Regions from separate parts of the Mus musculus genome. Here all the other regions are linked to region 1. A link is a loop called in an ENCODE intact Hi-C map of the cell type or tissue named here. Cell type or tissue: gastrocnemius. All regions are shown on one strand.

Region 1 (8,000 bases):
GACACCTTGTTCTGGCCTCCAAGGGTACCTGCAAGGAACATGTATAAGTACACACACACACACACACACACACACATACATACACACACATACACCAGGAACATGTAGATATATGCATACACATACATATAATAAATTTAGAAAAACTTAAAATCAAGTCAAATAACAATTAATACATGTCTGACTTAAAAGAATGCATCTTCACTCATTCTGCTGTAGCTAAATACAGACAAAGATCTCCTGCTCATCTGTAACCCTGCACACGAGACTATCTGTACATTTGTTGGATAAATGAGTGCTGTGGAGGTTGTGCTCAGCTCTTTTGTCATGGGCCACAGAGAGGAAGAACTTGTTAACCTGTTGCTAAGCAACAGTACTTCCTGGACCAGGACTTCTGCACAGTAAAGGGAGGGTGCCTTGCAGATCTACAAAGGAAAGAGCGGGCACAGTGCATGCATGAATAGAGAGACAGGAAGCCACCTCTGGAAACCAAGCAGAGGATTCAAGTGAGCATCTGAGAAGGCAGCCCCAGTCCCCATTCTCAAGTTCTGCCAGCTCCTAATCCCCACTGAAGACCGGAAGACTGACCCTGCCACCACTTCATGAAATCAAAGTGAAAACCAGCCTAGTGCATTTTATCGACATTTTATTTATAAAACTTTGCTAAGATCCTCAAGTGCTCAGAGGATTACAAACAGTGCTTGCCACCAAGCCTGAGGACCTGAGTTTGATGTCTAGGACCCACTCCCACAAGTTGTCCTCTGACCTCCACATGAGCACTGGGGTATATGAATCACACATATACAGAGACTGGCATTATCTCTCCCTCTCCCTCTCTCTACACACACACACACACACTCACTCTCACACACAAATGCACTCATGCACACACTCACACATAGGTGTACACATACACACACTAAATAAATATCATTTAACAAAACCTACCATCTTCACAGTGATAAGAGAAAAAGCACTAAGATTTTACTCAGAGTTCACGGAGTTCTGAACCTGAACTTTCTGAACCATCTCACCAGCCCCAACAGAACAATTTTTAAAAGATTTATTTATTTTATTTATAGGAGTACACTGTAGCTGTCTTCAGACTCACCAGAAGAGGGTATCAGATCCCATTACAGATGGTTGTGAGTCACCATGTGGTTGCTGGGAATTGAACTCAGGACCTTTGGAATAGCAGTCATTGCTCTTAACCACTGAGCCGTCTCTCCAGGATCAGTTTTTTTAAAACTGTGGTAAAATACACAAAGCTAACTTAAGTGGAAAGGTTAGCTTCATTAAGATTAGAGACTTAGATTTTCCCTTTTTAAATTTAAAACGTTAATTCTATAGTGCAAGTATTTACAGAATAACTTAATACTTTTTTTTTTTTTTTTTTTTTTTAAAGACAGGCTCTCATTGAAACTAGAGCTTGCTATGGGGGCTAGGCTAGCTGGCCAGGAAGCTCCAGGGACCTGTCTAGTTTTGTAACCCTCCGCCCAGAGCTGGGGTAACAGATGTACTGCCTGGCTTGTGTGTGTGTGCGTGTGTGTGTGTGTGTGTGTGTGTGTGTGTGTGTGTGTGCGTGTATGCTTAGGGTACAAACTCAGCTCCTCTTGCTTGCTCGGTAAGCACTTAACTCTCTGAGTCATGTCCGAGGTCCCAGGCTTCGTCTCTTAATGACCCTGCTCTGCCTTACACATCGTCAGCTGACGACTAAACTCCTAAACCATGAACTAATAGAGAACACACACATTCCTACCCAGACTATAGCACAGTTATGACCTCTTTGGTGTTGCTGATTACAAAATGAAGCAGGACATGCCTTAGTTTCATCTCCCACTGCTATGATCAAATACTCTGACAACTGCAGCTTAGAGGAGAAAGGGTTTACTGAGCTCCCACTTCTGGGTTATAGGTCCATTGCTGTGGGGGTAGTCAAGCCTGCAGGAACTTCACGTAGCAGCTGGTCACATTATAGTTAGGAAGCAGATAGTATCACAACAGTGCTACTGTGCAGCTCATAGTCCCCACTGGAACACATCCCAGGATCCCCAGCCCAGGAGTGGTTTCACCAAACTTGGTGGGCCTTCTTATTATCAGTTACCGTTGTCAAGACAGCTATGCCCATTGGGCAAATGTTCTAGACAATTCCTCACTGAGACTCTCTTCCTAGGTGATCCGCGATTGCATCAAGTTGACAATTAAAACCAACCACCTTGTGCTGTTGCCGTGGGAAACCACTTGGTAGCTGTGCAGAAAGTTAAACTTAGAACTGTCATATGCTGCAGTGTTCTGCTTCTAGGCATTTAGCCCCAAATAACTGAAAGTAGATAGAAAACAGACACTTTGTGCTAATGTTCATTGAGGCTTCATCCCCAGTAGCCAAAGATGGGGAAAACACAAATCCTCACCTATGAACAGGTGAGTGTAAAAAATTAAAATGTTACATATATGTTACAGTATGTTAACATAATTGTAACATAAATGTTACATATACTAAATGGAATAGTTTAACAATAAAAGTAATGGAATTTTGACTCATATACTAAATGGAATAGTTTAACAATAAAAAGAATGGAATTTTGACTCATAAACTACATGAATTGTGCTAGCTTTCTGTCACTGGAACAAAGAACCTTAGAAAATACATTTATAAGATGGACAGATTTACTTATATAAGTTCTCAAGCTCAGGCTTGGCCTCAAAATCCATGTTTGTCCTCAGTGACCCACCTTCCAGTAGGCCTCACCTCCTTGAGTTTGCACCCCCTCCCAACACCACCATCCCCCACAGCTACTAAGTCTGACATCATCATGATGGTGTAGTATGCTGTGCTGAGTGAAACAAGGCCCACACCAAAGGACAAACATTGTATGGCTCAGTGACTTTGAAGTATTTAGAACTGGTAAATTTGCAGAGAAAAAGTGCATGGGGCAAACAGGCTGAGGAGAGGGGACTCGTTCATGGGGACAACTTTAGAATGATGTGTTTCTGGAAACAGCTACAATGTTTGCAGGAGACTCTGAGTACCATTAATGCAGCAGTATTTACAAATTTAAAAGGGTTAAATGGTGGATGTTATGTTGTATATATTTTACCAAAAACTTAGAAAATATAATGGGGGGGGTTGTTGGAGAGACAGTCCACTGATTATGAACACTGGCTGTTCTTGCAGGGGATCCAGGTTCAGTTCTCAGCCTCCTCGAGGTGTCTCACACCTGTTTATAACTTCAGTTCTAGGGGATTCAGAGCCCTCCTGGCTTTATAGGACACTGAGTACTCGTGGTGTACAGACATACATGTAACCAAAACACCCATATACATAAAATGAAAATCTTAAAAATATATATTTGGGTACTGGGATCTATCTATCTAGCACTTGCCTGGCATGCGAGATGCCCTAGGTTCTGTCCTTAGCACTAAAACCCAAATTCCCCCTCTGCAAAGGAAAGGTACCTACTGCATTCAAACACAGCCCCACTCCCGGCTCTGTGAGACAAGTGAGAAAGATGTCATGAGACATCCATGCAACTCCTGGAATGTCTCTACCCACAATTCCCTTCCGCAGCCTACCTCCTCAAAGCTGTATTCTCAACAAAGAACTCCTGCCTTGAAAGTCCTCAAACAGCCTTTCAGTTAGATAAGCTAATGACCCAGAAGTGGCTTCTCTGTGCTAGGTCTCATTTCTTCATGATGAGCTGAGCTGAGATGGGTTAGTCAAATGCCTACTGATATCGGCTTCCAATTTGTACACACCCAACTGTTTTAAATAGCCTCCAGACGATCAGATTTTAAGTCACTTAGAACCTGCCTGGTTTGCATACTGGGAAACCTGGGCCCAGCGTTTGCTAAAGTTAAGATTAACCCCCAAACTGTGATGACCCTGGAGTCATTGTTGTTCCTGGGATTCTGTGACCTAGACTGTCCCCTCCACACTGCCGGGTCATATCACCCAGCCCCGCCAGCACTCCCACAGCTCTAAAGGGTCTCTCTCCTTTGTGTGTGCTCCCCAACCTCTGACCACCTCTTGCCCAAGGGACTTCCATAGACTCACCTCTTCAAGTTTTTGAGTTCTACTGCCACCTTGTGGTCACATTTCCTTCGTACTCCCGTTTTCCTCTTGAACCCCAGTCCCAACTGTGATTGTTCTGAGTAGAGGGCCTCTTTGGAAGCAGCCAGCAGATAGGATCACAGAATCAAACAGCCTGGCCTCTAGTTTTGTCATCCTGCAGGTGGTTGGCTGTGAGCCTAGACCGGGACTCGAGTTCCTTGAAGCCTCATCTATAAAAAGGGACCAACAGAGGTACCTGTCGTGAGGTGCCGTCTTAAGGATTAAATGGGTTGTCTACCCAGAAAGAGTCTGATCCAAGATAAGTGCCCAAGCAGTAGAGCTGTGGTTTTCTGTGTGAATGAAAGAGTATTCAGGTTCTTTGAAGCTCATCAGGGCAAAATTTCATTAATATAGCCTCCGAATACATTTCAGTTCACAGGCACATGGTAGACACAGCGTGTTAACAACTCTGCAATCTGTTCAATGTAATAATATATTGGAAGACAGTTTTGGGTGAGACCCACAGGTCGAGATCATAATATTTTTGGCCTCAGAAGTCCTCCAAACAAAACAGGCCATTGCCATTGTTCCTAAAACTTAGCATTCCCCCAAACTCTCCAAGGCCCTAGCCAAATTCAGAGTTACTTGAACCCCTAGCAGTAGAGTCAACCAATCAAGAGAAAAGTCATCTATCCCTCCATGGAATTCCCCTAAACCTGCATAAAAGAATGCCTGCAAGCCCCCTCAAAGGGTCTCCACTTAGCTCTGGAGTACCCCTGCATGCTGATCTTTTCTGCAGAATAAACACTCTTTGCCTTTGCATACTATTTGAGCCTGAGGTGTCATCCTTCAGTGATTCACAGACCCTAACAGCAGGATCTAGAAAAATCAAGCTGGAAGTGTGCCAGAAGCCTCTTCCCTGCTGGGTAGCTTCCACAGTGCTGGAAGGGGCTGTACAGGACTCTAGAGAAGAAACATCACCGGTAGAATTGCCTAGCAGTATATCCTCCAGGATATAACACTAGCTGCACACAAGGTATGCCAACTGGCACATTAGTGGCATGACTGTTAATGGGATAATCAAATACTTTCTGATTGGATTTGAGGCTCACTCACTGGGAGGGAATCCATGTCTGGTACTGGTCAAAAGCCCATAGCTGGGGACAACATAGGCTACAGTGGGAAACCTATCAATATTGTTTTGCTAAGTGGACACTGCTTGTAAAACGTATAAATGCCTTCTAAATATTTATGTTTATGCCTATAGAATAGTGCTACTTTGATCTTAGTTACCAAAGCTTAGTTTTGCAATGGGTAGTGTGTTGGTGCCAAAATGTGTAACTAGTCAAACTGCAATGTATAGGTAACTGTTAAATGTTTAACCCTAAACATAACATCCGCGTCCACCCTCTCCTCAAAACTCGGGGACGTCACTGAAGAGTGGTTGGGGAAGAATGTAAGAGTTAGCCTGGCAGTGGTGATGTAAGCCTTTGGTCCTAGCACTCAAGAGGCAGAGGCAGGAACATCTCTGTGAGTGCAAGGCCAGTCTGGTCTACAGAGTGAGTTCCAGGACAGCCAGGCCTACAAAGAGAAATCCTGTAAGATGCAAGTAAGAGCTGAAGGGTGAGGAGTTCTGTGAAATGATGTCATCTGGTCATGCCATGGTCACTGCACATATGAACTCACAGCAGCTGTGGTTACATGCCCAAGACCTGCACAAAACAGAGCCCATCAGCACTCCAGCATTTATGAAAGAAGGCCTTCTGAGACCCGCACACCGCCTCCCCCTTAGTAAGGAGCTAGTCAGTTAATGCTGCTTGGGGAGGGGGGAACATTTTTTTTCTTCCAGTGGAGTAGCGTCTGATAATTTGCCCATGGTCCAATAAGTAACCTCAAACCCAAATAAAAGAAATGATAAACTATGAAAAGGAAAATAATAACAACAATTTAGAGCTCAGTTGGTCAAATACTCACCCGGTAAGCATAAGGGTCGGGATTCAGTGCCCATGCAGAGAATGCTGAGTCCGGTAGGGTCAATGCAAACCCAAAACTCTCACCTCAAAGGGAAGGAAAGAGTGTTTATTCTGAAGCTAAATATGAGTGGCCAGGGCTAGGGAATGCAGGTTCAGGCTACCCCAAATTCCTTATTCCAATGTGGTAATGGTTCAATAAAGTTGGGTTTTGTTTGTTTGTTTGTTTTAGCAACAGAACAAAGAATGTTATAAATGAAGACACTTTTTACAAATATTGGCGAAGACATTACAGCAGAGCAGCTAGAGGCTTCAGATGCTAGTCGATGACACTCTTAACTTTTTGGCTGGTAGAAAGAGGTTTTGTCCAGTTAATACATTCTGAAGGGTTTTATCTGTTAGTCACAGGAAGTTAGGTGAGACATGGAGTACTAAGGGATGGTGGTTTAGGGGGCCAGAGATAGCCCAAGATAAACTGTAATTTGGCTGTGAACCTGCAACTTCCCAACCTCTGCACAGTCACTGGAGTCCTAATGGGTTAATCAGCTTTGAGGAAGGTTCAACAGATGAAGAGCTTCTGTCTGGGTCCTGTCCCCTCAGCAGTGCTCCCTGGAGCTCAATGATGCACCAAACCGATGAGACATCCTGTCTTAGTGGTGCCTGAGGGAATGACACCCCTGTAGCCTCCACGGAGACATGCATGTATCGGTGCCCCCTCCCCACTCAAAAATCATTCTTTTTGTTTGAGACAAAATTTCATTATGCAGCCCAGACTGGCTTCAAACTTACAACCCTCCTGCCTCTACCTCCCAAGTTTTGGGATTTCGTGTGTGTATCTGATGTGAGATAATTTTTACATAGCTCTATTACAGGGTGATAAACATACACATTGCTATCTGGGGGCAGTTGAGTGGTCTTTTTTTTTTTTTTATATGCTGGTGTCTGGAGTTATGAGAGGTCTTCTCTTTCTTCCTTACTTTGAGTTTTTATTGTTGGTACAGTGCACCCAGAAACATGACAGTGACAGAAATTAAGCAGAGGAACAGTGACAATGGCAGAGTCTGTTGGGGTAATGGCAATAGGCAGCACTGAAGATGGAGAACGGCCAGGGCCAAAACCACAGGGAGCAGAAACAGGACGGCAGGGCTATGAGGAGCTGACAGTGCTGCAGGCCCTCTCCCTGGAAGCCTCTGGGGAAGCTGCCAAGACTTCAAAGCTGAGCAAGGCCTTCAGACACAGTCTGCCCAAGGGCTTTAGTATCTCCCGCTTTAGGGCCAAGATTGCTGGCAAAGGAAGCAATTCTCCCTGCCTGTCCATAATACCTGTTTGGATAGCATAAAAAGTCCCTAGCTGATCAGTTACAGGGAGACTTCAGAAATAAAACATGTTCCATACCTGTAGAAACAGAGGCTACACCATGGACTCTGTCTCAGTAAGCAGGAGCTAAGAGCTGGGCAGAATCTTCATTTCCTGTTAATAGTCCCCATAGAAGACAGTCACATGCTGTCCAGTGCAGCCACTGCTGAGCACAACGCTGAGGGACATTTTCTCAAGTTCTGTAGATTGCACTAGAGTCCAGAGAGAGTACTTCTCCAAAACAAGTTCTTTTATTTTTTATTTTATGTATGCATGTAAATCTTAGTTAGGGTTTTACTGATGTGAATAGACACCATGACCAAGGCAACTCTTACAAGGACATTTAATTGGGGCTGGCTTACAGGTTCAGAGGTTCAGTCCATTATCATCAAGGCAGGAGCATGGCAGCATCCAGGGAGACATGGTGCAGGCAGAGCTGAGTTCTACATCTTCCTCTGAAGGCTGCCAGCAGAATACTAACTTCCAGGCAGCTAGGATGAGGGTCTTAAAGCCCACACCCACAGTGACACACCTACTCCAACAGGGCCACACACCTTTAATAATGCCTGGGCAGAGCATATAGAAACCATCACATGTATGTATGCTGTGTTTTGTGACAAGTT
Region 2 (8,000 bases), 67 kb before region 1:
CATCCTCTGGAACTTAAAAGACACTTAGCCATGGTGTCTCTCCACAGTAGCAGAAAGGTAGCTGAGATAATAAGGACCCTAGCTTCACTCATGCAGCTTTGGAATGTCCCTGAGCACTCGCCAATGTTCATATAACTAGTAGGGCATTAGGGCTTGCATTACCACTTTAAGCCACAAATTGTGAGAACTCAAGTCTTTCTCATACTTGTGTTCAGAGTGGTAACTCACAACAAGCTATAACTGGCAGTGTGCAGGGACACAAACCACTGTATGCCAACACACAGCACTGCGAATGTGTGGAAGCTGACAGATAACTTCCTACAGTCAGTCAGTTCTCCTCTCCCATTATACAAGTTCTGGGGAATCCAACTCGGGAAGGCAGCTGCATCAGCAGGGCCTTTACCTTTATCAGCCAAGCCTTCTCAATAACCTATATGCTTACTTTAAAAATCTCTAGGCCGGACAAAGACATTACCTGAACACATTCTTTTCTCATTCTCCAACAATACCCAAACCACTAGAGTTCACTGCTGAATGCTTGCCTAGAATACTTGGGCTCTGGGACTGATTCTCTAGCACCTCAAAGCAGAAGAAAAACAAGAATGAGAGCCAGGCGTGGTGGCACACGCCTTTAATCCCAGCACTCGGGAGGCAGAGGCAGGCGGATCTCTGAGTTCGAGGCCAGACTGGTCTACAGAGTGAGTTCCAGGACAGCCAGGCCTGCACAGAGAAGGCCTGTCTCGAAAAACAAAAAAACAAAAAACAAAAATCAAAACAAAACAAACAAACAAACCAACCAAGAATGAGGTGAGGAATGGTTGTCAAAGGGAAGTTTTTTGTTTCGTTAGTTTTCTGGTTCAGCTTCTGACATCTCTGCAAAGTCTGACATTGGAAGCTTGGCCCCAGGATATTAGTCCTGAAAGGGTAAGGGTTTTTGTGTTTGTTTTGTTTGTTTTTAATCAGATCAGGCCCAGAGAGAGAGCCCTCATAAGTTCAAGGTGCTGCCCTTTGAAAAGATTATTACACAAAATGGAACTGAAATCTCAGCCAAGTCTATCCGTCTATCCACAAACACTTAAATATCATTTAATGACTGAAAACATGAATGTACTTCACAGACATTCTAACTTAATTTAGAATTCACCTTGTTTACATAAGATGCCAAGACATGCCACTAGCCTTGATCAATGTACAATGTCATGTGTACAGTCAGTATTCCCAAAGTATTGTAAGGATATCCTGGTAACTGTTATCCCAGAAATCCCAGGGGATACCACTGTCCAAGTCCTTTCTGTATAATGTATAGAACCTACACACAGAGAATCTGTGCATAGAATCTATCCACAGAGCCTGTATGCCCCCTCCTGTACACCTACAGAGAAAGACTAAGAACAGCAAAGACTAAATAACTGCAAGGCAAATGCTATGCAAAGAGTTGCTATACTGCATTATTTGGGGGAATGATAGAGGAAAAAAGAAAAATCAGTACATTTTCCACACAATTTCCTTTTCAAACTCTTTAGAAACTCAGATATAAAAAGCAGATACTGCTTTTCACCTCACTTCCTGTTCCTGGATGCCCTGTGAGTGCTGTGTTGTTCACACAATCTCCGGTAACTACTCAGACTGCAGCTGCTGCTTCCTGACCCAGGTACTGTGGTTTCATGTGGTGGACACTTGGTCCTCAGTTTGGTGCTACTGAAGGTGATGGATGGGTGAAATCTTCAAGCCCTGGAGCACAGTGGGAGCCACTAAAGGCCCATCGATGGGCTTGTGGACCCATCTGTCTCTCACTTCCAGTCTCAGAGTATGCTCTCTGTCACAGCACAGAACTGCCACTGTGGTCCCATGTGCTATGACGTCCTCACTAGAGCTGAGCTGAGCCCAGTGCCACAGCCTTGAGTTTCCAGAAGTGTCAGCTAAATAAGCATTTTTATTTAGCTGGTTGGTGGTGGTGCATGCTTTTAATCTCAACACCCAGGAGGCAGGGGCAAGTGGATATCTGGATTCAATGCCAGCCTGGTCTATTGATCAAATTCCAGGACAGTCAGAACTACACAAAAAAACCTTGTCTTGAAAAATAAAAACAAACAAAAAGAAACAAAACAATTTTTGGCTTATTTTGTTACATGTGTGCCATGGTGTGAAGTTTGAGGGAAAGTTGGGGGAGGTGGTTCTTTGCTTCCACTGTGTTGAGATCTGGGGATGGCACTCAGGTCTTCAGGACTGGAAACAGATCACACCTTTTCCCTGTGATCCACCTCGACAGCCCAGTCTTTGTCTTTAGAAATGTTATTCAGCTTGAGATATTCTGTTACTGTAGTGAAAACCAAACATCTTCCTGCTTCCTCCAACTGTCAGCACTCTAACCCCGAGTCAGTCTTTGGCGTCCTTTAGGCCATTCTGCCTGTGATAGAGTATCTGCCACTAACAAATACTTCACATAAACCTCTCTTTAATATTCACGTGGTGACGCCATCACAAGAGAGCAGGACGCCCGAGGCCCTGCAGCAAGTGTTTGTATTAGATGGGCCGACGCAGGGTCTAGTGCTCATTTCATGCTAGCACACAAACACGCAATTCTGAAACACTTCTGTGTGCAAAGCATAAGCAGACACAGCTTAGCTGGTAAAACAATGTATACCTACCCGTCCTATGCTACAGAATGTGCTCTTTCCCCAAGAATAATACCAAAGCACAGCACATGACTTTACTCCTCCAATCAGACTCATGGGTTGAATTCATTCAGTCAAGTCGTTACCCACTGAGGATGCGGAAGGCCTTTGCTCCCCTGACCCTACTTTCTGCAGGTGAAAGGGGGTGTAAAGACGGGGCCACCAAGTACAGCAGAGTGTGAGAGGACTAACAACTGACAGAAAACACTCAGCGTCCTCAGAGACGCTCAAGTGCAGGTCTCATTCACTAGCTGACCCAAATTCAAGGCAGTCGGGGAAAGGAACACCAAGCGTAATAGTTGGTGCAAAAGCCACTGGCAGAAGCCAGCTTAACTCACTCAAGGCAAGAAAGGTACTATGCCACAGGCTTGAGGAGCAAGTATCAGAAGGTGAGCAGGGCCAGGCGGATCAGGGTACAGATATGGGGTCAGGCCAGGTGTGGTGGGAAGACATTGCAGGGGTTTCAGTGTGGTATGGCTCATATTTTGAAACATCACTCTGACTGCTCTGAGAAAAATGAAATGTACAATGTGCAACTGAATGAACAGAGGATCAATAAAGAGGCTGAGAGAACAGATGGCCAGGCACCCTGAGCCTCCCCCCACCTCCCTCCGCTCCAGTGTCTGACAGGCTACACTGACTCGCCCACCTCCTACCTGCCCCGCCAAGCCCTCGATCTCTGATGTGGGTTCCCAGTGCCCAGCACACTGACAAAACCATGCTTGAATCCTCTAAGGGTCAGGGTAAAGGTGCCTCCCATACAAACCCAACAATCCTGGACTGCGCCCCAGAGCTCTCACAGAAGGAAGGGACTGTCTCCTAAACCGCGCGCGGCACATGTATACATGTATGTACACACACACATACACACACACCAAACAAAGAGAATTGTTTTTCAGTCTAATTCCCATATATATCTCATGAACATTCCTACTTTTGTTAACAATGACATGAACAAACACCACCACTAGGCTGAGTAAGGCCTCTAAGACTCTTCTTATCTCTACAGTAAACCTGCCCTCCTGCAAGGAAAAGAATGACTATGGAGAGGAGGAAGAGAAGAAGGAAGAAGAGAAAAGAGGAAGCAGCAGTAGCAGCAGCAGCAAGAGAGGTCACTGCCAACTCTGCACTCTCACTGTCTTGTGTCCTCAGAGGACTCTCTCTGCTGTGGTCTGCCAGCCTGTCTACATGGCCTTTGCTTTTCTCTTAGAAATCTATACATTCACTGAGGAACTACTAACAAAGTGGGCCACACAGAAAATCATCCTGTCCGAGAACAAAGCTACACGTGCTGGCATGTATCTTTAATCCTGGCACTCAGAGGCTAAGGCAGGCAGATTTCTCTGAGTTTAAGCCCAGCCTAGTGAGACCTCATCTCAGAAAAGTACATAAAACAAACATGGAATTTGCTGGGGAATCCCTAAGCTCTGGGCTTAGGTGGTTTTGCAGTCACACGGCCGATTTGCTTACTTACCTAAGTAATGTGGTGGGTGAAATGGCATGGGCTTGCTAGTTGCTGAATAATATCCAACTGCTCTCTTAAACCGAATGACTTTGTCATCTGTTCTTGACTGAAACAGATGTAGGAAAGCCTTAGTTATGCCACTGGTCATATATATGAACACCTTTATCATAATTCAGCACATGAATAATTTGTAACCTTTTAGGTTAGATAAAAATGAAGAGTGACAGCCAGGCGTGGTGGCACACGCCTTTAGTCCCAGCACTTGGAAGGCAGAGGCAGGCGGATTTCTAAGTTCGAAGCCAGCCTGGTCTACAGAGTGAGTTCCAGGACAGCCAGGGCTACACAGAGAAACCCTGTCTCAAAAAAAAAAAAAAAAAAAGAAGAAGAAGAAGAATGACATGAGAACCTTCAGGTCAAACACAAAAGATTATTACCCAAAAAAATAAAATAAAATAAAATAAAATATAAAAAAAATAAATGCAAATTTAAAGCAATGTGTTCAGAAGGTAGGATTCTCAGTTGGCAGCAGGGCTGGTGTGGGGCCAGAAAGCTGGATGACTAAGCAAGCCAGTCCAGAGGAAGAGTCCAGTCGAGACGTGTCCTAATCCCCTAACCATGAACACCTTGTCCTGAGACAAGCAGAAGTGGGACCTTTTCCCCTTGCTCTGGGCCTGCATGTCCTGGTGCACATAGCCTGTACAGACCCACACACACCTCCGCCACTCTTGAGGTTATCACATAGCCTGGTGGCCAAATTACAGCTTTAACTGCCTCTCTCCCTATAAGGACTGGTGTTATAGTAAGCACCTGGAACTCTTCATGCAAATGAAGCACTCCCAGCACCTAAACCCAGCCACTCCCCACTCCCCAAGGTTTACATAGCCTTACCCCCACTAAAGGAGCGCTGTTTCACTGAAAACTGTCTAGAAGAAGGTTGTCTCTTCTGCCAACCTCGGTTCTGTAGAACCACCCATCTGACTAAGCTTCATTGCTTCCAGTTCGGCCTGGGTGTGCAGCGGTCCCGAGGGAAGCAGCAGACCCAGGCTGGTAGCTGTGCACTGGCTCTATGGCTTCTCTGACCAGTTCAGTTTGGTCTCTGACTTTCCAAAGGCTCTAACATCTTCCACTCAATACCAAAACCCCACAGCAGGTGAAATGGATGGAACAGACTACATGTATATAGCATGATGGTCATGGCTTAGGCTCAAGGCAGCGCAGGACCACTCTAGGAACTGACTTGTCCACACACTTCACTTCCAGAAACAGAAAGTCTAATCAGCAATCTACCACATCATCTGACCAACATGCAGTTTATCTTTTAAAATTCAGGCTTGAGCCTGGCATGATGATGCATAACTTCAGCCCCAGAAATCAGGAGGCAGAGGCAGGTGGATTGCTTTGAGTCCAAGGAGTCAGGGCTACACAGAAAGACCCTGGCACAAAAACAAAGAACCTGACTAACAAACAAAAACAACCCTCTAGCACATACATCTTATGAACAGAGCACTTAAGAGCACCATAGACTCTGGCATTATCTACATTAACCCTCTCCTGTTTGGGCCTGGCAAGCAAGGTGAAGTGGCTGAGACCACCCATCTGGTGGAAGACACACTGGACAGCCTGATTCTCTGACCCAAATCCTGTCCTTTCAGTTTGTGTTACCTGTGAATGCTGGAAAACATCTTTAGCTATGGCATCCAGGTCAGACGTGTCATGAATGTTGCGAACATAATCAGCTACGGCTTTGATCACTACATCACAGGGTGGCAAGACCAGCTGGTGGGCTCGGACCTGAGAGGATAAATGCACATGTCAGCAGTCAGCAGGAGCCTCAGAGATGGGTAAGTCTACACACAGGACCCAGATACTCCAAAGTGTGCCTGCTTACTGGGATCCTGCTAGGACCTACTTACCTCCCACCTGTATGATCCTATAAGCATGGCAGGCTCTACAGCCAGCTTTTCCTTCCAGATGATAAAACACAATCCAGCTGCTCAAACCCCGTGCATTAAAAGCATTGCTGAGATTTCATTACTTAGAGAACTCAGATTGGGACCTACACACAAGATGAGCAGGCCTGCTAGAAGCCATTTGCTTCCCTCCTTTCTTTCTGCATCAACAGATTAGACCAGCAGTGGTGTGATCTTTGAACCTGCATTCAAAGCTCCCTAAAACTTTAAGGATAAACTCAGTTACCAAGTACCTACACCCACCAAGTTTATCTTTGAAAACAGAGGAATAGAGAATGTAGTCTAATATCTAATAATGAAAGCGAGATCTTTCATTAGAACAGCTACTACTGAAGGTGGGTTAGTAGACTAGAAAGAAAGCAAAGCCATCCCAGAAGGGCTTTGGAGTCAGCAGAACAATGGCCTCTCGCTGCTGCCCACATTCCACTCTCAAGAACCTGTACGTACACTGTCGTGTGGCAAGACAGGAGAAAGGTTGCCAATTGGCTTGCCTTAAAATAAAAATACTGTCTTGAATTGTGTGGGTGGGCAGAGTGTAATCACAGGGCACTCTGTGCAGGAGAGCAGAGTCTGTGAGACGCCACGAGAAAGACAGGACCTCTCATTGCTGGCTTTGACGACAGAGAAGGAAGCTATGAGTCAGGAATGTGAGCAGTTAGATGCTAGAAAAAGTCCAGGGAGAATTCTCTGGGAGAATTCAGATGAACACATGCCTGCTACATCTTGATTTTATTCCAGTGAAACCCATTTTAGACTTCTAGTCTCTCTAACATGTGATAACGTGTGTGTGTGTGTGTGTGTGTGTGTGTGTGTGTGTGCGTAAACCAGAGGGGTGTGTATATGGGGAGGGGAGTAAATTAGAAAAGTTCAATCTTTAAAAAAAAAAAAAAAAAAAGAAAGAAATGGAAACTGCACGCACTTACACTTTGAGATTACTACCCAAATTTCCAGATGCCCAAAGATACAAACTTGCTCCCGTCCCCCAAGAAAACACTGTGTTTCCCCTAGCACACATGGGACATTCCATGTGGATCTCTGGTTCTCACCTGTAAGAGCAGTGCTCTACATACGGCTTAGACTCTGGTGTAGGGAAAACAGGCTAAGGGCTCCCTGGACATGACTGAAGTGTTCACTGAGGCGGACCATGAGCGCATCCCTAGAAGCCTAATGCCCTTCCCTTCACACAAGGCCAACGGCTACCGCTGCCCATGCTCCCGGGCAGACAAGCAGAAGAGTGAAAGTGCTTGGGACCAAGTGGAAGGGACCATGCTCTGCCTTCTATGAAATGTTACAAAAACCTCAGGGCAAGGCAAGTGAGGGGTCACCCACCACAGTGACCAGGGAAGTGAGGCCAGGACAGCGACCCTGAGCTACCCCACATCACCTCACTCCCATGCTGCTGCTGGCAGACCCTTGGGCACCTTGCACACAGTGAAGGGGAGGATAGCATGTGGGCTGGGGCTGGGGAGGTGGTAGTGGTGAGGAGAGTGTCCTGACGGCCTGCCCTCAACCTGCAACCCGCAGGTTTGCCTCTACAGGTGTTTGTGGCTAGTTGGCCATTCCAACACCAGACACTCTACAAATTAGTGAGTATTTCCCCGTGCTGTGCACAGCATCTGAAATGCTGGTTATTTTAGGTGGTTTTAGACATTAAAAGATGATAACTTAAATGGTAAGAACAGAAGTGACTGGATAGAAAATGGCTTCCTGATTGCCTCTTTCAATGGCACAGGCAGTCCCTCTGAGGGCCCTCCTTGCTGGTGTTCTCCACCCATGCTGCTGCCTCCTTCAGAGTCCTGACCTGAACTGACAGCACCCTCAACCCTTACAATAGCTGAGAAATAGCTATCTTTTCTTATTTCCATTTTTAAATTTTAGCCCAAAACATAA
Region 3 (8,000 bases), 150 kb before region 1:
TGTGTCTGGAGAAAATAATCTACCTTTTCTTTTCTCCTAATCCAGGTAAGCACTCTAATTTATAGAAACTAAGAGAGGGGAGGTCTCCCATCACCAACAGAGCCTCACTGGCCCTCCAGCTTCCACAAAAGGAGTCCTGTCATTGCTCTGAGGTCATTGGCTCTCCAGAGGCACAGCAGAGCACATAGCTTCGAGTTAACTGCTCCTCAAAAGCACTGGACACGTGCCAGCAACAGAGGCTCAGCTTCCCATGGAGGCCTGAAGGATCCTAAGAACATTCACTCCTTGGGCCTAGCTAGCCTGGACCACCAGATAGAACTGGGTCCTGTTCCTGGGCTCGACAGGGTGCTGGGATGTGAATCCAGAGTATTTGCTGCCTGCCTGCTTCTGAAAACATGACAGAAATTTGATCCACAAGACAACATGCAGGGTGCCACATTCTTCTTCCAGGATGGGGAGAGGGGTGTTTCAGACCCCAACTGAGGTGGCTGAGCAAGGCAGCCCACATTGCAGGAAAGAGGTATGTAGGACTTTACAGAAGCAGCTTCAGGTGGCCAGAGTTGGGTTCTCACAGCTAAGAATCAAAGATGTGCTGTTCTAGAAAGCTCTGACTACCCCTCAGGTTCTGCTCCTTTCTTCCCAGAGGAAGTGTCTGGTACCAAGCCTGCAGGTAACACTCAGCTTCCTCAGGGTCTCAGAGACCTAGACAAGACCACATCACCTGGCCACTGCCAGACACAAACAGACAGACAGACAGACACACACACACCCCATATATATACTACAATAAGCAAATATATACACCACACATATCACACATAAAAATCACAGATACACATATACATATCACACTTACATATAGAAACATACGACACAAATTATGCACATACATATCACATAATCCATACGCAAAGCAAATACACCCTACAGAATGCATATGGTGCACTCACAAACAAATCACATACTACAAGCATAATATAACACACATGATAGATAGAACACATACATATACATACTATATACACAGATGTCATGTACATGCATACATTACACTCCAGGGCTCTGCCCTGACCAGGCCAAGATGTCACATGGAGCAGCACAGGGGTCTGAGTCCCTGGCCTCAAGGTCTTCCCCAATCATGACTAAGAGTTAGTTGGCTTGCATCTGATGACCAGAGTTTGCAGTTTAATTTCTGTATCAGATATGCAGAAGAGCATGGGAATCGGGTGACCAGTGACAGTCAGCACCTGAACTAAACTCAGTCTCTAATATGCTGCTCACACCAACTGGCCTGCCTGATGCCTCCAAACCTGACCCATAGGAGAGAAAGCCCCTGACAGTGAAAGGCCAGGCATGGCAGAGGCTGAGGACAGGGCAGCCAAGATGACAGCAGGCAAGCAATGGTTGCTGTGCACATGAGAATTCAGAGTGAGACTAGCTATAAATCTAAACTCTCATAGCATCTCCTGCACTGTGGACAGACGCAAGCCAACACTGGCACAACCCTATAACTGAGCCTGCCCTGGTAAAGTGCAGAGACTGGATTAACACTCAGATGGTGGCTTTTTGTTTCATGAGCTTTACCTCAAAAGACTCAAATCCAGTGTTCTCAAGAGCACTGTCTAAGCAGTAAGCCTCTGTGTCTGCATGAGCCTGCAGCCGAAGGCCAGGAACGAACACACACACACACACACACACACACACACACACACACACCTGTAAAGCCTCTGTGTCTGCATGAGCCTGCAGCCGAAGGCCAGGCGCACACACACACACACACACACACACACACACCTGTAAAGAACACACGCAGAGTGGCAGGCAGCCAGCCACACTCAATCTGTTCACAAAGACTGTGCCTCTAGGCTGGTGAGATGGCTCCATAGGTAAAGTGCCTGTCAGGCAAATGTGAACCTGAGCTTATATATGCAGTACAAACATAAAAACCAGGCATGGAAGGGGCACATCTGTGACTTCAGTTCTGGGAAGCGGAGAGAGGCAGGCCCTGGGGGTTCGCTGGCCAGACGGTAGAGCAGAATGGTGTGTTCCAGTTCCAAGAGAGACACTGTCTCAAAGACTAAGGTGAAGAGCGATAGACCCTGCGGCAGACACTCCCTCCACATTCACACATGTGTGCCTCTTACACAGCGCTGGGTGCCTGGCACATCAGGCAGGGCACTGAAGCATGATAAAGCTATTCCAGAGCCGGGTGCTATGTTACATAATCCATATGGACAGGAAATCGTTCCTGTGTGTCACTCACATAAACATTCTCTCCAGGTGGTGACCCACATCTTTACTACCAGCACTTAGGGAGCAGAGACAGGCAGATCTCTGGTCTACAGAGAGAGTTCTAGGACAGTCAGGGCTACACAGAGAAACTGTCTCAAAAAACAGACATTCCGACAGATGGATGGAAAAATCAGAAGTTCTCTGCGGTCATTCCTGGAGGAAAGTGAGCCTATTGACATGGCTTCTCATATTTCAGCCTCCGGTCACCTTGTTTCCAGGTGGAGTAGCTACCCAGAACATTTTGGCATCTGCAAGCAATGACTTAGCCTCCTTAAGTATTCAAATACCTGTTCATAATTGCTTAGAGCCACGGAGACCTGAACACCTAGAAGTAACTGTTCAGTGTCTACAAGCACCAAGTACCAGGGAGGGACTGGGTAGCACTTAGAAGAGCCCACATCTGTGAGCAGTCACTGGCATGTGTGAGTACCCAGGAACCTGCCTGCCAGCAATCATTTAGTATCTGTAAGTACCAAGCCTCTGTGAGAAATCACGTCACCTTGGCAAGTGTAGCTTCCCCTCTCAAAGTCCTCCTAGCATCTCAAGTCCTAAAGAAGCTCAAGTTCACTCTGGGAGCCACAGCAGAGCCGTCTCTGGGTACAGGTGGTGCTTAGCGTATCCACACCTGACTGACTCGTTCACTACCCTTAGCTGTGGCAAGGCCAAAGAGCACTAGGGTCCCCAGATACACAAGTACAGAGCTGGTGATAGGATAGCCCACCGCTCTGCACCGTGGTCTCTGTCCTTAGGGCAGAGGAAGATCTATAGGATCCAGGAGCCTAGGAAAGGAGACCCCCACCAAAGGCTGGGCAGAGCCCTAAGCTCCCAGGCCCTGGTGGGGGTAGGGGGCTGGTGACAAGGCAGTCAGCAGGCTAAAGTACTCTCGGGGCTGAGGCCACGGTGGAAAAGGGGCACGGTGTGCTAACAGAGGGAGCTGACCTTCCACCCTCTGCTTTCAAGATCAAGAAGCCTGGGGCCAGCAGCAGTGAGACTAGAAGAGTGACTTCATCACCCATGTCCAGAAACTTCTCTAGGAGTGGGACAACACATCCCAAGCTGACTTCCTTGCCCTCTCTCCCTCTCTCTCTCTCTCTCTCTCTCTCTCTCTCTCTCTCTCTCTCTGTGTGTGTGTGTGTGTGTGTGTGTGTGTGTATGTATGTATGTGTGTGTGTGTGTGTGTGTGTGTATGTTTTATTTGTTTTGTTTTTAACTTTTAGAAACAGAGTCTCGCTAAGTAGTCAAGGCTGGCCACAAATCTATGGCAATCCCCGTCTCTGCCTCAAGCTGGTGTGCACCAACACACTCAGTTTACTTAATTTCTAACTATAGAAGTGCTAGATCTCAAACTCAGGACGAATGTCTAACTGACACTGGCCAGACTCTCTCAGCACCTTAGCCAGGACCTCTTACAGACACATCCTGGCTGGCACACCCCAACCCTTACCCTAAACTCTCCAGCTGGGCTGCGCTTCCCTTCCCCGAGTTTCTCTGAGTCCTATATAACCCAGCTATTTTGGCTGTACTAGTCTCTTGGCCTCTTGGTCTCTGGGTTCAATCTGGACCCTTCCAGATGACTCTAGCTGTGCTCTCCCTTATATCTACAGTAAACCTTCTTATCAACACTAGGGGCGCCAGGCCCTCATTCAATTTTTCATGACTGATGTGGATAACTCACTGGAAAGTATAAATGTGCTTGAGGGGGGACAATATGATGACCTTTTAAACCCTTCACTTTCAAAAATAAAATCTTAGTACTAAAATATTAAATTTAAATATTTTAAAATTTGAACCTGTTTTAACTAATTAATAGCAGCTGTCACCCTACTAATAAATACAGCAAGTCATTTAATGTTACATTGTAAACATTTCCCCCAGTCATTAAACCTGCTGTAAACACATTGTTGGCAACTGGATAATTTCCCATTGTGTGCATACACAGCCATTTATTTAATCACCCCTCAGCTCTATCATTCAGCAGCCGAGGAGTCTTGATTTATTAAATGAATATTCACAACTGTCTCTGTATGTACTCTAAAACCGCTGTGTGGGTTTTTTAGATCTTCTAGATAAAGGGCAGGGTCTCTTTAAAAATCTGAAGCAGGCTCCAGAGCATCTATTCCAGTGGTTTCTAAGGAAACCAATTGTATGCAGATGTAGAGCAAATATCTCTTCCCAGAAGCTTTGGGAATTAAAGCCTTCTCCCTGGATGAAACCCTCAGAGACAGCAAACAAACCTGACTGGAGAGCAAATGCAGTCCAAGGTCCTCTCGACAAAGATAAGGACTCTAAACACAGGAGGTGAGCTTAATCTCCTCAGCCCAGGGCAAGAGAGAGACCTGGAGACAGCTGTGCCCTGTGGCCCTTGAAATCAGAAGACTTCTTACAACGCCAGGAGATCCCCCACTGAAAGAGGGTGAGCTCTATGACTCATCTTGCTGGAAAATTCTAATGCTTATTCTTTGACCTTTTCTTTTTTTATAAAACTATAAAAGATAAGAAACGCAAAGATTAGTAGAGACCTGGATGGTGAACCATGGTCTCCAGAACTGGCCTCCAGATGCGTCCTGATCCTGACTACTGGAAGTTTTAGGGGACTAGAGCAGATAATAAGGGGGAGGACAGAGCCTCCTGCTGGCCCAGTTCACAAGAAGGTGATTGGCTGGAGCTGGGGACAGGCCGGAAGAGGGGTGGACTTCTCTAGGATAGAACAGAAGCAGCAAGTGAACAGAGAGCTGTGGTGCATGGACTTGGGCCAGGACTCTGCAACCTGTGACACCCATGATTGTGGTATGATGGGGGCATGGCCTCACATATAGGGCCAGGAGCAGGTGGCTGACAGCAGGTGAGACACCTAGCCACACCTCAGGTAATTAGTGCCTAGGGACAAATGATGTGCAGATACAGACAAACACGGCAGGCAGAAAGACAAGGCCTGATCCCCTGGCCATCAGTGGGACATTCAGGGACTGCCTTGACAGATTCTCTCAATAAGGCCCACAGACTATAGGGCACTCCTGAAGCTTCACTAGGAACCTACTATGCGAAGACTCAAGCAGTGGCTACAATGTTTCCAAAGACTCAAGCAGTGGATACAATGTTTCCAAATAAGTTGGTGTAAACACTGAATCCCGTGAGAGCAGTCCATTCAAGCTAGGCAACCACCAAGGCGAGGCACTGCCATCATCCATCCTGTGGTGATATCTCAGACAGAGCCACTATCACAAACCTCCCTCTCAACCCCCCCCCCCCCCCGAAAGAGAAAAGGAAATCCCTGAAACCTAGTAGGTCAAGTTCAAAGGAGCCGGGCTGGAGAGAGGACTCAGGGGTTAAGAGCACATATTCTCTCAGAGGCCATCAATTCCCAGAGCTCACAGAGGCTCACAGCAGTCTGAAACTCCAATTACAGAGGATCTGAAACCTTCTTCTGACCTCTGAGGACACTAGGCACACATGTGTAGTGCATAAATATACAGGCAAACAAAACATTCACACACATGAAATTGTATACATAAATGTGTGTGTGTAATTTCTAATCAGAGGAGCTGTTCCCATGGGAATGCATTACCAGAGTGGTACTCACAGAGCCCCCACCTGTCACCCATCACAAGGTGACAGGACTGAGAATCTCCTAAAATGAGGACACTCTGAGCTAAAGCTGAAGCCAAGGTTTTGATGCATGGACCACTGGGTAAAGACCCAAACATTCAAAAGTAGAGATGCCAAGGCTGTGGGAGGTGAGGGGAATCCAGACAGACTGGGGGCTTCCAGTGGTCCCTGTGTCCCCAAGCCCAGAGCTCCAACATCAATGCAAACATCCTAACATGGAGATGCCAGGGTCACAGGAAGTGAGGTAAACTCAGAACAGAGTAAAGAGTATCAGTATTCCCTGTGTCCCCAAATCCAGAGCCCCAGCCTCACTGCAGACAAGGAACAATCTCAAAACCAGGCTACTTGCAAGGTCCCCAGCAAGGCAGAAGGCAGGGGGTACAACACAGTCTGATGGCTGCAGCCAGGCAGACCAGGGCAGCCACCAAACCTGCCTGCCTGAGGTCTGAGGTCTTCTCCGATGAAAGCTCAATTCTGTTACACTGATTTCCTTCAGCGAAGCACGACTCTGTAAGGACCACTAAGCCACAAGAGGTGGCAAGGACTCTAGTCCTCACAGCCTAACCTCCTGTAGCGTGACAGTTTCCCACTTGCTACAAGTGAAGCTTGGACCAAATGCTCCAAAGACAGCTACTGCTCATCCCCTGCCCAAGCATCTGGTTCAGAGGGTGCAGGCTTTAGGTCCTGTGGCACAGTAAATTTACACCCAAAGGAGAGCTGCAGCCAAACCAAAGTGTCCTAGAGCCCAACTTTGACCACATGAGACACCACAGATCCACAGAGTTAATTAATTCCTCTCCTGTCTAGAAAGTGAGATGCACAAGAAACTGAGTAGGAAAATTACCTAGGCCCATAAACTGTCATCATGGCCACTGGTAGGACCAGGCGCTTACAGGGGAGAGAGTGGATTCATGACTTGCATCTCAGCAGATCAGGGGTGTGTGTGTACCTGTCATGCACACCATGGCAGCACCATGATACCCACCAAGTGCCACTGGATCCCTCCTCTGGCCACAGCAGCTTACCACCTGGATGGTCTAAGGTGGCCCCATGAGCTGTCAAGGTGTCACACAGGTGTGTTAGGCTACCTGGAGGGAAGCAGCCCCTCAAAGTCAAAGGGATTCTTCAATCCAGCCCACACAGCTGTCTCACCTTCCAGAGTCATAGGACATTTGAAAGAGACAAGGAGGTCACCATGACAGCCAGAAGGGCAGAGAATACCAGAACAATTTAGCTTCCAGGGTGGTGTTAGCAGAAAGAGAGCCTATGAAGAGGGCTATGGAGTGAGCAAGCCCAGCATGGGTGACAGTGATCAGTGTGGCTCCTATCCTGGGGATGGAGGGTATAAACATTCAGTGAAACTGAGTGCTGTGCACACAGCTTTTCTGCAAATCTAAAGCAACTCTGACCTTAAAAGTGTACAAGGGCCTGCCTGTGTCTCAGCTGGCTGAGAGCTGGTTTTGCATGCTTGGGGCCTGATGGCACTTGCCTTTAATCTCAGCTCTTGGGAGGCAAAGGCAGAAGGGCCAGGAAAAAAAAAAAAATTCAACTCACTATAGGGCGAGTTCAAGGCCAGCCTGGACTACAAGAGACCCAGTCTTAGCAAGAGAAAGGTGGAAATTGGATAGGATTTTTAAAAGAACAATCGTGTTTTGACCTTGCAGCGGGCAGGGTTCAAACAAAGAAGGGACACAATGAACAGGTAGAAACAGGTAGCCCAGACAAGGGTGCTCTTCCCAAACGACATTCAGGTGGAGCCTGCTGCTTCTGTGTCATGAGAAAAGATTCGACTGTGGGTAGGATGCCACAGCTCTGGGGAAGAAGGATTTGAACGTTGAATGAATGGAAGTACTCAGCAACCGCAGAGTAAAACTATAGCAACTGAGAGATCAAACGTTCAACTGCCAGGATATAGGAAAATCAGCATGGCCTGTGCTCATTTGACGACCTGAGGTGCTGTATCCTTCCACACACCTGCCAGCATGCACTGAAGTGGCCAGGCTCAGTCTCTACTGAGCAGGCAGCACTGCAGAGGCTCAAGGTGACAGAGAATGCGTTGGGCTGGGGTTTGGCCTGTCACTGGATGCTGCTGTGCGTGCCTC

What was found. A loop is a pair of places that touch in the nucleus more often than their neighbours do. Peaks named below come from ENCODE experiments on the same cell type or tissue, not always from the same donor. Only the 100,000 strongest peaks of a DNase experiment are listed, where the experiment ranks them.
Region 2: it touches region 1 in a loop (2.0-fold over the local background); 4 of 42 quality-filtered maps call a loop at or near these places.
Region 3: it touches region 1 in a loop (2.6-fold over the local background); 6 of 42 quality-filtered maps call a loop at or near these places.

Annotation. Positions count from the first base shown.
Region 1 is chr13:48,994,699-49,002,698 of GRCm38, forward strand. No RefSeq gene overlaps it. Among named protein-coding and RNA genes, the nearest start is that of Fam120aos, 31 kb to the left of the region's middle. In gastrocnemius, a CTCF peak has its summit at 4,111 (motif pointing left); DNase peaks (open chromatin) are centred at 4,129 and 7,180; H3K27ac peaks cover 359 bases.
Region 2 is chr13:48,928,148-48,936,147 of GRCm38, forward strand. It overlaps Fam120a (family with sequence similarity 120, member A), which reads right to left. Exons shown (of 18, transcript NM_001033268.3): 4 at 5,803-5,931; 5 at 4,150-4,246. Among named protein-coding and RNA genes, the nearest start is that of Fam120a, 36 kb to the right of the region's middle. In gastrocnemius, no CTCF peak of the experiment used is centred here; a DNase peak (open chromatin) is centred at 3,317; H3K27ac peaks cover 825 bases.
Region 3 is chr13:48,849,142-48,857,141 of GRCm38, forward strand. The region is part of intron 1 of Phf2 (PHD finger protein 2); the gene reads right to left. Among named protein-coding and RNA genes, the nearest start is that of Phf2, 18 kb to the right of the region's middle. In gastrocnemius, a CTCF peak has its summit at 3,924; DNase peaks (open chromatin) are centred at 225, 1,375, 1,827 and 5,025; H3K27ac peaks cover 989 bases.